3 separate regions of the Homo sapiens genome follow, and all the other regions are linked to region 3. Evidence: chromatin contacts called from ENCODE Hi-C or POLR2A ChIA-PET data. All regions are on one chromosome and are shown on one strand. Each heading gives the region's core, a stretch centred on a gene start or an enhancer-like site at or near the end of the contact. The rest is flanking DNA. Distances are from core to core; before and after follow the strand shown.

Region 1 (4,015 bases), core at 841-3,340, 150 kb before region 3:
ATTCCTCAAACCCATTTAGAATCATTCCTATTTCTGCTCCCAGGCCCAGGCAACCAGTAATCTACTTGCTGTTTCAATAGATTTGCCTTTTCTGGATGTTTTACATAAATAGAATCATACAATACGTGATCTTTAGTGATCTTTTTTCACATGGCATAAACTTGGTTCCTTTTTATGTTGAATAATATTCCATTGTATAGATATGTCACAGTTTGTTTCTCCATTCATGAGCTTTTGGGTATTTGGGTTGATTTCACTTTTTGACTGTTATGGATAATGCTGGTACAAACATTCATATACAAGTTTTTGTGTAGATGTATATTTTCATTTCTCTTGGAATAGACCTAGGCGTGGAATTGCTGGATTAGATGGTAATTCTATTGTTTTACATTCTAAGGCAGGGGTCCCCAACCCCCAGGCTACAGATCAGTGTCGGTTCATGGCCTGTTAGGAACTGGGCCGCACAGCAGGTGGTGAGCGGCCATCGGGCGAGTATTACTGCCTGAGCTCTGCCTCCTGTCGGATCAGCGGTGCCATTAGATTCTCATAGGAGCACAAACCCAGTTGTGAAATGCGCATGTGAGGGATCTAGGTTGCGAGTTTCTGATGAGAATCTAATGATAAATGTAATGAGCTTGAATCATCCCGAATCCATCCCCCAACCCCAACCCCCGTCCGGGGAAAAAATGATCTCTCATGAAATCAGTCCCTAGGCCAAAAAGTCTGGGGACTGCTGTTCTAAGGAACTGCCAAAACTGCCAAACTGTTTTTCAGAGTGGCTGGACCATTTTACATTCCCACCGGCAATATATACGGTGTCCTGTTTCTTTACATCCTCATCAACATGTGTCTTTTTCATTACAGCCATTCTATGTGGGTGTGAAATGCTATGTGGCTGTGTTTTTCATTTCCATGCAGAAATTTTTAATTTAATTGCTTAGTTAAAAATAATTCTTTAAATTTAAAACACTCATATTGCCATATGTATATTTTTATACTACAAAGTGATACAATTTTTGTTAATTTTCTTGCCTTGATTACTCTTTACCTGTATAGTATTTAAATCTTTACATAAGATCACAATTATAGTGAATAGTAATTTATTCAACTCAAAATCTTCATAGGATTTAGAAAATTTAAGTCCTTTACCAAAGGGATTGACTTCTAACTTCATTAAAGGTTGCGAACAGTATCAAATCCTTGGTAAAGCCACATTCAATCTTTGGCACTCCAGGATTTTGAGCTATAACTGTAGTGATCACTAATATGTCATTTCTAAGCTGACGGTCATAATGACTAAAACCTCTCATAGATTTTAAAATACTTCCTTCAAAGTCAGTAAACATTCCAAGTTACTAAGCTGTTGAACAATTTCTTATTTTGAAGATTTTTTCTGATAAGTTCCAAAGTGTTTCTGATGAAGGAAATAAAAGCTGTCCAGAGAAATCTGAGTCATTGAGGTGAGCACAGATTCCATTGGCTGCTTGTGCTTTCATCATTACAGTACAATTAACTTCAGAAGTCGAGAGATGCTGCAGAATTTTAAGTACCCAAAGTTTCTCAACAAGTTGATTTTCAAGCAAGGTCATTAACTGGGCCATTGTTTTTGCCAATCCTCCAACTTCAGCCATTTGAATCTTGTATGATGAACTCACTTGCTGGTAACCTGGAATATGCTCCTTTGGTGGTTGTGCCTGATAAAAGTCAACAATACGTTTACAATTTTTTATCCTCAATTCAGAACTTGGTATTTTCATTAAGTCACCCAGAAGCGCAACTGAACTAGCAGTATCTCCAGCATAAGTTATTTCATCCGATACTTTCTTTTTCAAAAATGGCAAGCCACACTATTTTATGATATCATATGCAGATTCTACAAAATGCGGCTGGTTTTCAATTTTTACTGCACACAGATTCAGAATTTCAAATGTCTGTACTAAATCCCTTAAGGGAAGTTCATTCTGATAACACTGTACCAGTTTCTTGACAGATTTAAGTTGCTTTTCTTCTAAGCCTTCTTTAGCAGTCTCTTCAAAAAGTTTGATGACACCATTAAGGTCCACAGGCTTCAAAACACCAGTTCCACATGGCGAGGGAGGCCTTGGGAAACATCATCATGATGGAAGGCAAAGGGGAAGTAAAGACCTTCTTCATGGTGGCAGGAAAGAGACAGCATATTGCTATGTATTTTAACACCACTTATTTCCCCCCTTTTTTCTTTCAATATCATGGATTAAATAGTGTATTTTAAATGAGTGTGAGGCTCACTTGGACTCTATTCCATCCCTTTGGCCAATTTTTTTCCATTTTTAATCCAAGAATCTTAAAGTTTGAATGATGGTCACCTTGTTATATATTTTATTATGTTTGGAAGCTTTTTTGCTATTGTCTGATCCTCCCAACAAATAGCCTTTTGATAGAATTGCCTTTATTCGTTTCTTTATATCTAATTCTAACTTAAGATTAGACTTAAAAGTAACTTCAGCGGTTTTATTATGAAATATTTAAGGCATATAAATACTGCCTCTTTTCTCTAAATGACTGCTAATATAATTTTACCAAGTTCTGTTAAAGTATCCTGTTGTACATAAAGTGCTGTTGTTTTTTATCTGCCTGTTAACTTAGAGTGGGTTTTATTTTCTTTCACTTTCTGTGGTCGAAGGCAAGTATGTCTTAGTCAGTTTGGGCTGTTATAATGAAACACTGTAGACTGGGTGGCTTAAACAACAGAAACTTGTTTCTCACGTTCTGAAAGCCGGGAAGTCCCCAATCAGGGAGCCAGCAGGCCTGGTGTCTGGAGAGGATGCGCTTCCTGGTTTGCAGACGGCACCTTCTCATTGTGTCCTCACAGGGCAGAGAGCAAAAAGAAAGGGCAAGCGCTCTCCAGCCTCTTCCTTTTTCCTTTTTTTTTTTGTTTGTTTGAGATGGAGTCTTGCTCTGTTGCCCAGACTGGAGTGCGGTGGCATGATCTTGGCTCAATGCAACCTCTGCCTCCTGGCTTCAAGTGATTCTCCTGCCTCAGCCTCCTGAGTAGCTGGGACTACAGGTGCCTGCCACCATGCCTGACTAATTTTTATGTTTTTATTAGAGATGGGGTTTCATCATGTTGGCCAGACTGGTTTTAGACTCCTGACCTCAAGTGATCTACCTACCTTGGCCTCCCAAAGTGCTGGGATTACAGGCGTGAACCACCGCACCCGGCCTCCAGCCTCTTCTTGTGAGGGCAGTAATCCCATCATAAGGGGTCCACCCTCTTGACCTAATCACTTCGCAAAGGTCCCACTTCCAAATACCATCACACTGGGTATTTAGGCTTCACCAGGTGAATTGGTGGGGGAGGTGGGACACAAACATTCAGTCCACGGCAAGTTTTTATCTCAATTTGCTAAAGCCTCTCTTTATTTCTCCTGTTACAGTGTGATAATGTTTTTTAAAATATCATTTAGCTGGCTGTGGTGACCCATGCCTGCAGTCCCAGCTACTCAGGAGGCTAAGGCAAAAGGATCACATGAACCTAGGAGTTTGAATCCAGCCTGGGCAACATAGAAAGACCCTGTCTCTTAAAAAAATAAATAAATAAATAAATAAATAAATAAATAAATAAATAAATAAAGGAAAGAGGCTGGGCACAGTGGCTCATGCCTATAATCCCAGCACTTTGGGAGGCCGAGGCGGGCAGATCACCTGAAGTCGGGAGTTCAAGACCAGCCTGACCAACATGGAGAAACCCCTTCTCTACTAAAAATACAAAATTAGCCGGGTGTAGTGGCACATGCCTGTAATCCCACTACTTGGGAGGCTGAGGCAAGAGAATTGCTTGAACCAGAAGGTGGAGGTTGTGGTGAGCCGAGATCATGCCATTGCACTCCAGCCTGGGCAACAAGAATGAAACTCCATCTCAAAAAAAAAAAAAAAAAAAAAAAGAAAGAAAAGAAAAGAAGCACTTAAAGAGGCTGAGGCAGGCAGATCACTTGAAGTCAGGAGTTCAAGACCAGCCTGGCCAACATGGTGAAAC
Region 2 (4,189 bases), core at 440-2,939, 250 kb after region 3:
GCATGGGCAGGCTGAGGGGTGGGCACAAGTTCCTGCAGCCCTGGCTCCCTGGGAGGGTCGAGATTACTCGGGACAGAGCCTGAAGTCCCAGATCTGCCACCAATGCCCTGTGTGACAGCAGCAACTTCCTGCCCCTCTTGGAGCCTTGGAATCCTGGTCAGCACAGGGCGGGCCGTCCCAGGGACTCTGGGGGCCCTTCCCCCCCTGCCACTCCTGGTAACGTCCTCCTTCTGTGTAGTTTTGTAACTGTGCAGGGCAGGGCCATCTGTTCGGACCCCAACAACAAGAGAGTGAAGAATGCAGTTAAATACCTGCAAAGCCTTGAGAGGTCTTGAAGCCTCCTCACCCCAGACTCCTGACTGTCTCCCGGGACTACCTGGGACCTCCACCGTTGGTGTTCACCGCCCCCACCCTGAGCGCCTGGGTCCAGGGGAGGCCTTCCAGGGACGAAGAAGAGCCACAGTGAGGGAGATCCCATCCCCTTGTCTGAACTGGAGCCATGGGCACAAAGGGCCCAGATTAAAGTCTTTATCCTCAGTCTGTGTCAGCGTGTCTGTCCCCACAGCGCAAGATGCGCTTCCACTCCGGCCTGTCACTCTGGGAGGGTTCTCAGAGAACCTCTGGTCCTGCCCTGTGCAGGTCGGAAAGGGAAACTGAGGCTGAGAAGGGCACGTGGCTTCCGCAGACCACGCACCAGTGAGGGGAGGCCCTGGTGAGAGGCCCGGGCAGGGGCGGGGTTGGCGGGGTCCTGGGAGGCGGCCGCTGGATTCTCTCCCTACCCACCCCAAGGTCTCCCGGTTTCCCCCCAGCCCAGCTCCTGTTCTTGCCCCACGTGGAGCTGAGGACAAACTTCCCCGAGGTGCTGGAGTCAATTTCACAGACTGGCCAGGACCCTGCCGCAGGCCACAGCTCTGCCCAGTGCTGGGGAGCCCCCTGGCCAAGGGTGGGGGAAGCTTGTAGCCCTGTCCTTGCCTTCCCCTGCACTCACTGCAGTCCAGCTGGCCCGGCTCCTCCTGGCCCTGGCTCCCTCTCCCCGCTCAAACTCCAGACCCCAGCTCCAGGGCGAGGGGGCTCTGTGGGTCCTGGGCCCTCTGCCTGCGGCTGACTTCCTAGCCCACTCCAGGCTCAGGCAGGCGGGCGCCACGCGGCCCTGTGGTTCCTCCTGACTGAAGTGTGATCCCCACCCGGCCCTGGCTGCGCCCAGCCTGCCGGAAGCCGGCCCAGCACAACCGCCCACCGACTCGCTCCCCCAGCTCTTAGGGACTGCCCTGAAGCCGACCCCTGCTCCGCGTGGTTCTCTCATTGTGTGTGTGTGTGTGTGTGTGTGTGTGTGTGTGTGCGTGCGCGTGTGTGGCAGTCCCAGCTCCTCCATTAGGTTGAGAGCTCCGTGAGCCACTCCGGGGACCCCACACCCCTGTGCTAAAAAAGATGGGGACTAGAGGCTCAGGACACCCCACCCCCAGACCCCTCTGCCCATGCCCAGCTAAGGGCTGAGCACAGAGGAGTCGGGGCCTAAGCCTTCTAGTTCTCTCTCACTCTCCCAACCAGCGATGGGGCCGTGGCTTCTCTCTGAACACAGTTTGGCGGCAGGGGCGCGGGTCCTTCTCTTCCGAGGACCTTGTGGCGGGCATTGTTTGGTGGGGCTGCGGTTAGAAGGGCAATTTCCAGGCCCGGCTGTTGCCTCCTGCTGCTCCCTTGTGGCCAGTCAGCTCATTGCAGGGCAGATGATAGAACCCAAGTTTACTTTCCAGTACGGGCACAGCGATAACGAGGTTGATAAAACCAGTGAACTGGCTTGCCTGTGACTCTAGGGTCTCTTCAGCCGCAAGTGGGCTCATCTCCTGTCCTGATGCCGAGGAGGATCACTTGAACAACTGCCTAAGACCCAGAGTCCTGGGGATGGCCCAGTCTGAGTTCTTCATGGAAAATTGTCCTCTGAATCCACCGGGAGGAGGAAGGATGATCTAAAAAGGGAGGGAGGCAAGGAGAAGCTCCTAAGACAGCAAAGGCCAGAGACAGCCGGGGTCTGGACCCCTGCACCCTGCAGGCGAGAGCTGGAAGGACTCTCAGAGTGCAATGGCTCCATCTCAGCTCACTGCAACCTCCGCCTCCCAGGTTCAAGCGATTCTCCTGCTTCAGCCTCCTAAGTAGCTGGGATTACAGGCGCCCGCCACCACACCCGGCTAATTTTTTTGTATTTTTAGTAGAGACGGGGTTTCACCATGTCGGTCAGGCTGGTCTTGAACTCTTGGCCTTATGTGATCCACTCGCCTTGGCCTCCCAAAGTGCTGAGATTACAGGCATGAGCCACCGCGCCTGGCCTCCAGCAAACTTCGTTTAAAAAAGCAAGACCTTTTTTGTTTTTTCCCTACTGAAATCCTACTCAGAAGCCCATATTGTAAGCTTAGGTAAGTAGAGCTGCCGTGGAGGCCTGTGAGGAGGTGGGGAGTTGCCAGAGGGTCCCTGAAAGTGAGATAGGGTGGGGCATTGCATAAAGGCAGGGAAGAGGTGGATCCAGGACTGGCAACAAAACGCAGGATTCAGAATCCAAGTATTCACGAGCAGCATCCGGTGCAAGCTGGGGGATGGTGAGATGCAAGAGATAGGACAACTGCCATGTGACCTTAGGGCATTTTAAGGAGGTGTGACCTGGAGACTGCTGTGATTGGAAAGACTGCTGGGAGGGAAAAAGAGGAATGGGCAGGTTCGGGGTGAAAAGTGAGGAGAAGCGCCAGACTTATGTTGTTTCTTTCACCTGGTAGGTGCCTCCCCTCCTCCCCCACCCCACCCCTGCTTTTTTTTTTTTTTTTTTTTTTTTTTTTTTTCAGATGGAGTCTGGCTCTGTGACCCAGGCTGGAGTGCAGTGGTGCGATCTGGCTCACTGCAACCTCTGTCTCCCGGGTTCAAGCGATTCTCATGCCTCAGCTTCCTGAGTAGCTGGGATTATAGGTGTGCACCACCACACCTGGCTGATTTTTGTATTTTTAGAAGAGATGGGGTTTTACCATGTTGGCCAGGCTGGTCTCGAACTCCCGAGCTCAAGTGATCCGCCCACCTCGGCCTCCCAAAGTGCTGGGATTACAGGCGTGAGCCACTATTCTGAAATCCAGTTTCTCTTCAACGCTCAACTCAGTGCTGCCTCTGCCACAGCCAGCCTACTCAACCTCAGCTGTGTGTCCTCCACCTGCACCCAACGCTCACCTTAGTCTAATCCTGACCACACTCTACCCCTTGTAATTGGAGCTGCTTGGGTGATTTACCCAATAAACTCACTGAGCAGGTATTTGGGTCAGGAAACAGTACCAGACTCATTTATGAGGAGGGAAAAAAGCTTTGTGCACAGTGTATATTTGATTTATACATTTTCATCAGTGCTGCTCAGGTGAATTCCACAAGGGGCACTAGTGGGGAAAGAGAAATTTCCTGGGGAGCCCTAATAACCCGGCTTGAAGCATATTGCATCTCCAAACGTGGAAATTAGAATTGGGTTGTTTTCCAGTGGCCCACCAGAGGGCACTCTGCTCTTAGGAGGAAGTTCTGAGGCTGATGCGCCAGGGGCCCTGACCCCACCAGCCAGACTCCGGCCCCATCGCTGTCCCCAGGGGCTGGGATCAGCCACATCTGGTTGTAGCTGCACTAGGCCTTGGGGCAGGGGTGTCTGTAGCTGGCCGGCTCTCCTCTTGTGGGAACAGAAGCAAAGAAACCGCCAATTACACTGTCTGGGGTTTGCTGGATGAAGAGGAAGAAGGAAGAAACCCTGCTGGGACTAGCAGGGCCACTAACTCCAGACGCAACCTGGGCAGTGCCAAGAGCTGTGGGCTGGGGTGTTTCACTGTGTTTTCTTAGAGACTGTATTTGGTCTATTTGGCATCCATTTATCACAGGGCCAAATCACAGGGCCAAAAGCATTTATACCTCCCCTGCAAGCTGGTTTTTGCAAGTGTTTGAAAGTAATAATAGTTACAAACCCTCCAACCAATCCCAATCACAGGCCCCCCAACCATCTCTATTTAACTCTCACACCAAGCCAGTATTTCCCCTGCCCTAAATCACCCAGAGCCAGGTAGAGACAACTAGGGACGGCCCCTAAGCCCAAGGCCCCCTGGAATTATTCCAACTAGCCAGACCCGGGCTGCTTCCCCTGGCCTGCCTTGCACTTCGGGTGGAAACCCCACAAAAGGCTGTGGCC
Region 3 (4,024 bases), core at 1,072-3,571:
TAATCCCAGCACGTTGGGAGGCCAAGACGGACGGATCACCTGAGGTCAGGTGTTTGACACCAGCCTGGCCAACATGGTGAAACCCTGTCTCTACAAAAAATACAAAATTAGCCAGGCAAGGTGGTGCATGCCTGTAATCCCAGCTACTTGGGAGGCTGAGGCATGAGAATCGCTTGAACCCGGGAGGCACAGGTGTGCCAAGATTGCGCCATTGCACTCCAGCCTGGGCGACAAGAGTGAAACTCCAGCTCAAAAAAAAAAAAAGAAAAAGAAAAAGAAAAGAAAAAGAAAAGAGAATCAGAGTATACAAAACCACATGCAATTAAGTTGGAAATCAATGACAAAAGAGAAACATATTTTGCAGCCTCTAAGACACTGTTATATATATATATATATATCATCATAAGGTGTTAAAACGTGTGTGGCGAGGGGGAAGGCTTATCTTTCCCCTCACTGAAATATGGTTGTTACCTCAATATGGAGATTTAAAAAATACATTTCTAAATAATTCCTGAGTCAAAGAAGAAATCATAATGGATATTTTAAAATACTTAGAAGGAAATATAAAACTCATATACAATGAAAGTTAAGGAAAATTTATAGCTTCAGATGCTCATAACTAAAAAGACTGCACATTCATGAACTAGGTATCTGACAGTTTTTTCTAACAATAAATAAAAGAATAAACTAGAAGAGAGTAAAGAATATTCCTTTGAAGAAGGTAAGAAATTGCTGCTTGTTTTGGTCTTATGCTTCATGACATATACATGCCAATGGCTTCCAGACCTTCACCAGGCAGCAGAATCACTCATGGAACTTTGAAAACTACGACTCCCAGACTTCACTTCAAACTTACTGAACCAGAATTAGTGCAAGGCCTGCGAATATAAATTATTAACAAACTCCCAGGTGATTCCAATAAACTCAGGGTCGGACAGATTAGGAACTCCTGCCCCAGGAGACTACCTTACTACACAAAGAAACATTAAATGATGTTGTTTCAAAACCCAAAAGGGGTTATATGCAGGTCACCAAATACGCTACTACAGAGCCTTTTCTAAAGGTGATCTAAGAACTAAGGGAAACAGTTACAACACCCATTCTGCGACCACCAAGAGCAGTCTCAAGGGATAACAAATTGATCACCTGGAGAGCCCTCCCTTGGCATATTCCAGTAAAACTGACCCAGGTCCAAATCCTGCGAGTCCCTAGTCTTGCAGGAAAGCTTATGTGAGAACTTGAAAGGAATAATTCATGGTTTGGGTAGCGAGCCCTTCTCAGGATAACTCCTCCCCTCTGTTGCTATACCAGCATGACATTTTTACATGTAGGCAGTGTTCCTAAGAACATCTGCAGCAGATGGGTGGTGTGCCAAACCACAAGACTGCATCAATACACTCCCTTCAAAACATATGGCTGGTTGCCAATATATCATATTGATTTTCCTAATAGACTGCACTTAAACTTATCATTTCGCCCACAGTCTGTTGGGTCAAATCTAAATGACCAGATTCAATCACTCTGATGACATTTCAGGATTTGGAAAGGGAGGAGCAAACATAGCAAAGAACTTATCATAGCCTTGAGACAGTGCTATCACTTCCACATCAATCCAAACCTAGCCACAGCCAGGTCTGTAACCCTGCCAGGGCTGCCATGTTCTTTCAGGACAGGATGCCTTTGCAGCAGCTATTCCCTCTGCTTAGACTGTTCTCTCCCTTGTTGCTTGTCAAAGCCCTAGTTGTCCTACCTAATCAGCATCTTTCCAATGGTTTCCCCCAACCTCCCCAACATGAAGATGCACACAACACCCTCCCAGCAGCATTGTATGCTCCTCCTCCTTGCTCTCAGTACACCCTACACAGATCCTTTCACAAGACTCACTACCTCATTTTTCTAGACAGAAGCCCAAATAATGAACTCTAGCTCTCTGTTTCTCTATGATCTTGCACAAAGAAGGGTCTCAACCTCTCAAACTCTTGGTCTTCTCATCTACAAAACAGGGATTATAATTGTACTTCATAGGGTTGTTGAAGAATACATGGGATTATGCACAGGAAGCACTTAACACAATGCCTGGTGTGGCAGATCCCCACTGAAGAGTAGCTATTATTTATATTTGTTGAATAAGTGATCAGAGAGACGAGGGTCAAAGCCTATAGAAGGCCTCAAATCTGGAAAGGGAGAGATAGGTGAGCACACCAAGGGAACTTCACCAGGACTCACGCGAGGCAAGCGTTGGCTCTGGCTTCCATTACAAGTGGTGTTTCAGAGTACACGGTCAGAGAGAAATCTGAGTTGTGTGAGTGCTGACTAACCTCTTATGCTTCACAGCTCCTGCCAACAGCTTCGCCTGGGAGAACTTGTTCTTGGTTTCTATAGGCTTCACAGTCAGTTTCTTTTCCACTTCCTTCTTGTTCTCTTGAGAAATTCCAACCTTCTTGAGGTTATTGTGAGTTACCAGTTAAGGGTCAAACTAAGCAAAAGGGAAGACAACAAATATAACCCACTAGCCCTTCGGCTGTGCGATGTAATGTCTGGCCTACTTATTTAAATAAATGCCCCACCCTTCTTTATTCTGCCAGTCAAATCCAGCCAATTCAAAGATAAATGAAAGAGACCATGGAGGAAGACAGCATATAAAGCCCAAAATAATACAGATAAGCAACCTTTTCCTCTGATTCTCAATGAAAATCTGAGCATAGCCACAAAACCCACTATTACCAAGGACATGGCCAATATCATGCTTGATGAGGAAAACAGATCTTAAGGAATATAAAGAAAACAGAAAAAAAAATGTGGCTTCCCTGAAAACATGCTTCCCCCTTCAAGGGTTAAATCAAATTTTGCAGAATGTTGTTCTGACTATCAGTGGCAATTAATCTTAGACATCACGAAGACTAACTCCTGCTCCACTGGTGCAAGGAAACATCAGAATCACCCCAAGGCTCATTAAACATGTCAAGTCCCTCCCTGCCCCAAACCTACTGAATGAGACCTCTAGAGGCCCGGGAGTTTGTTTTAAACACTCTCTGAAGGTGATTTTACACTTGATCTTAGCCAAAAGGCCAAGAAACAATCAAAGGTGATTTTAATGAGAAATCCTGTGCATATATACAAGAACTGAAAAGCTATTTTTAAAAGCATGACCAGTTCGCTTGTAACATCAGTTTTTCGTTCTTGATGCCAATCTCTGGCTCTCAACTTTTTACTCTTTTGAAGTGAAGAAAGGCCCCATATTTTTGTCGGGGAGGTCACTTTCACTTGTTCCCTCCACCAGCCCTCCCTCCTCTCCCTCCACTTCTCCCTCCGTTTTATGCTCTCTCTTGAAACGTCTTAGACAACAGATAAGTATTCTGACACAGTGCAAGTCCTTATTTAAGATGCACTAGTGCCTGGAACAATAGTGACATCTAGTGCCCAGGAAATCTAAGAAGCATGAATTATCAGCCCAAAAAGGTGGGTGGAAGTAGAGGATGTATGGTTAAGGTTATTTATCTACGTGTCTTTGAACAATGGAGAAAATCCTAAGATTTTCCAGAAATCCTAAGATTCTAATTCTAATCACTCTCCAGGCAACTAACTCTGTTCTTATGGGCACAAGTTACCTTAAATATTTGCAGTATGCAATGGAAATTAGATATAATGCTTAGTACTATTATGAGTTTAATGAATTTAATGTTTTTAGGGTCATCATGGAAATAGATAATGTTAATACTCATTTTTATTTAAAAAAAAATAGATTGGCCAGGCACAGTGGCTCATGCCTGTAATCCTAGCACTTTGGGAGGCCGAGGTGGGCAGATCAACTGAGGTCGGGAGTTCAAGACCAGCCTGACCAGCATGGAGAAACCCTGTCTCTACTAAAAAGACAAAAAATTAGCTGGGTGTGGTGGCACATTCCTGTAATCCCAGCTAGTCGGGAGGCTGAGCCAGGAGAATCGCTTGAACCCGGGAGGCAGAGATTGTGGTGAGCTGAGATCGTGCCACCGCACTCCAGCCTGGGTAACAAGAGCGAAACTCT

The links. A loop is a pair of places that touch in the nucleus more often than their neighbours do. ChIA-PET counts read pairs that join two places held with the same protein, here RNA polymerase II (POLR2A). Pooled maps may share reads with other maps.
Region 1: a loop to region 3 is called in a pooled map, with 4 times the contacts of the local background. The contact joins two enhancer-like sites. A Hi-C loop is called at or near these places in 6 of 50 pooled maps. POLR2A ChIA-PET finds 5 or more read pairs at or near these places in 4 of 52 experiments (CD8-positive, alpha-beta memory T cell, GM12878, H1 and 1 more).
Region 2: a map of naive thymus-derived CD4-positive, alpha-beta T cell shows a loop between it and region 3 (3-fold over the local background). The contact joins two enhancer-like sites. A Hi-C loop is called at or near these places in 1 of 168 maps with a recorded cell type or tissue (naive thymus-derived CD4-positive, alpha-beta T cell) and 5 of 50 pooled maps.

What each region holds. Positions count from the first base shown.
Region 1 is chr16:57,012,026-57,016,040 of GRCh38, forward strand. The region is part of intron 1 of NLRC5 (NLR family CARD domain containing 5); the gene reads left to right. It also overlaps the pseudogene CFAP69P1. Among named protein-coding and RNA genes, the nearest start is that of NLRC5, 24 kb to the left of the region's middle. RefSeq lists enhancers at 2,584-2,633, 2,674-2,833, 2,964-3,013. Within about 2 kb of position 2,091, at least 16 of the 41 ENCODE cell types and tissues checked have a DNase peak (open chromatin) inside an H3K27ac peak, as active enhancers do; they include GM12878, where a contact is called at or near this core.
Region 2 is chr16:57,415,527-57,419,715 of GRCh38, forward strand. CCL17 (C-C motif chemokine ligand 17) reads left to right here. Exons shown (of 4, transcript NM_002987.3): 4 at 239-537. The coding sequence ends at 335. Among named protein-coding and RNA genes, the nearest start is that of CCL17, 13 kb to the left of the region's middle. RefSeq lists enhancers at 591-1,106, 1,107-1,622, 2,139-2,653. Within about 2 kb of position 1,690, at least 17 of the 41 ENCODE cell types and tissues checked have a DNase peak (open chromatin) inside an H3K27ac peak, as active enhancers do.
Region 3 is chr16:57,164,775-57,168,798 of GRCh38, forward strand. PSME3IP1 (proteasome activator subunit 3 interacting protein 1) reads right to left here. Exons shown (of 7, transcript NM_024946.4): 5 at 2,319-2,452. Among named protein-coding and RNA genes, the nearest start is that of PSME3IP1, 19 kb to the right of the region's middle. Within about 2 kb of position 2,322, at least 7 of the 41 ENCODE cell types and tissues checked have a DNase peak (open chromatin) inside an H3K27ac peak, as active enhancers do; they include GM12878, where a contact is called at or near this core.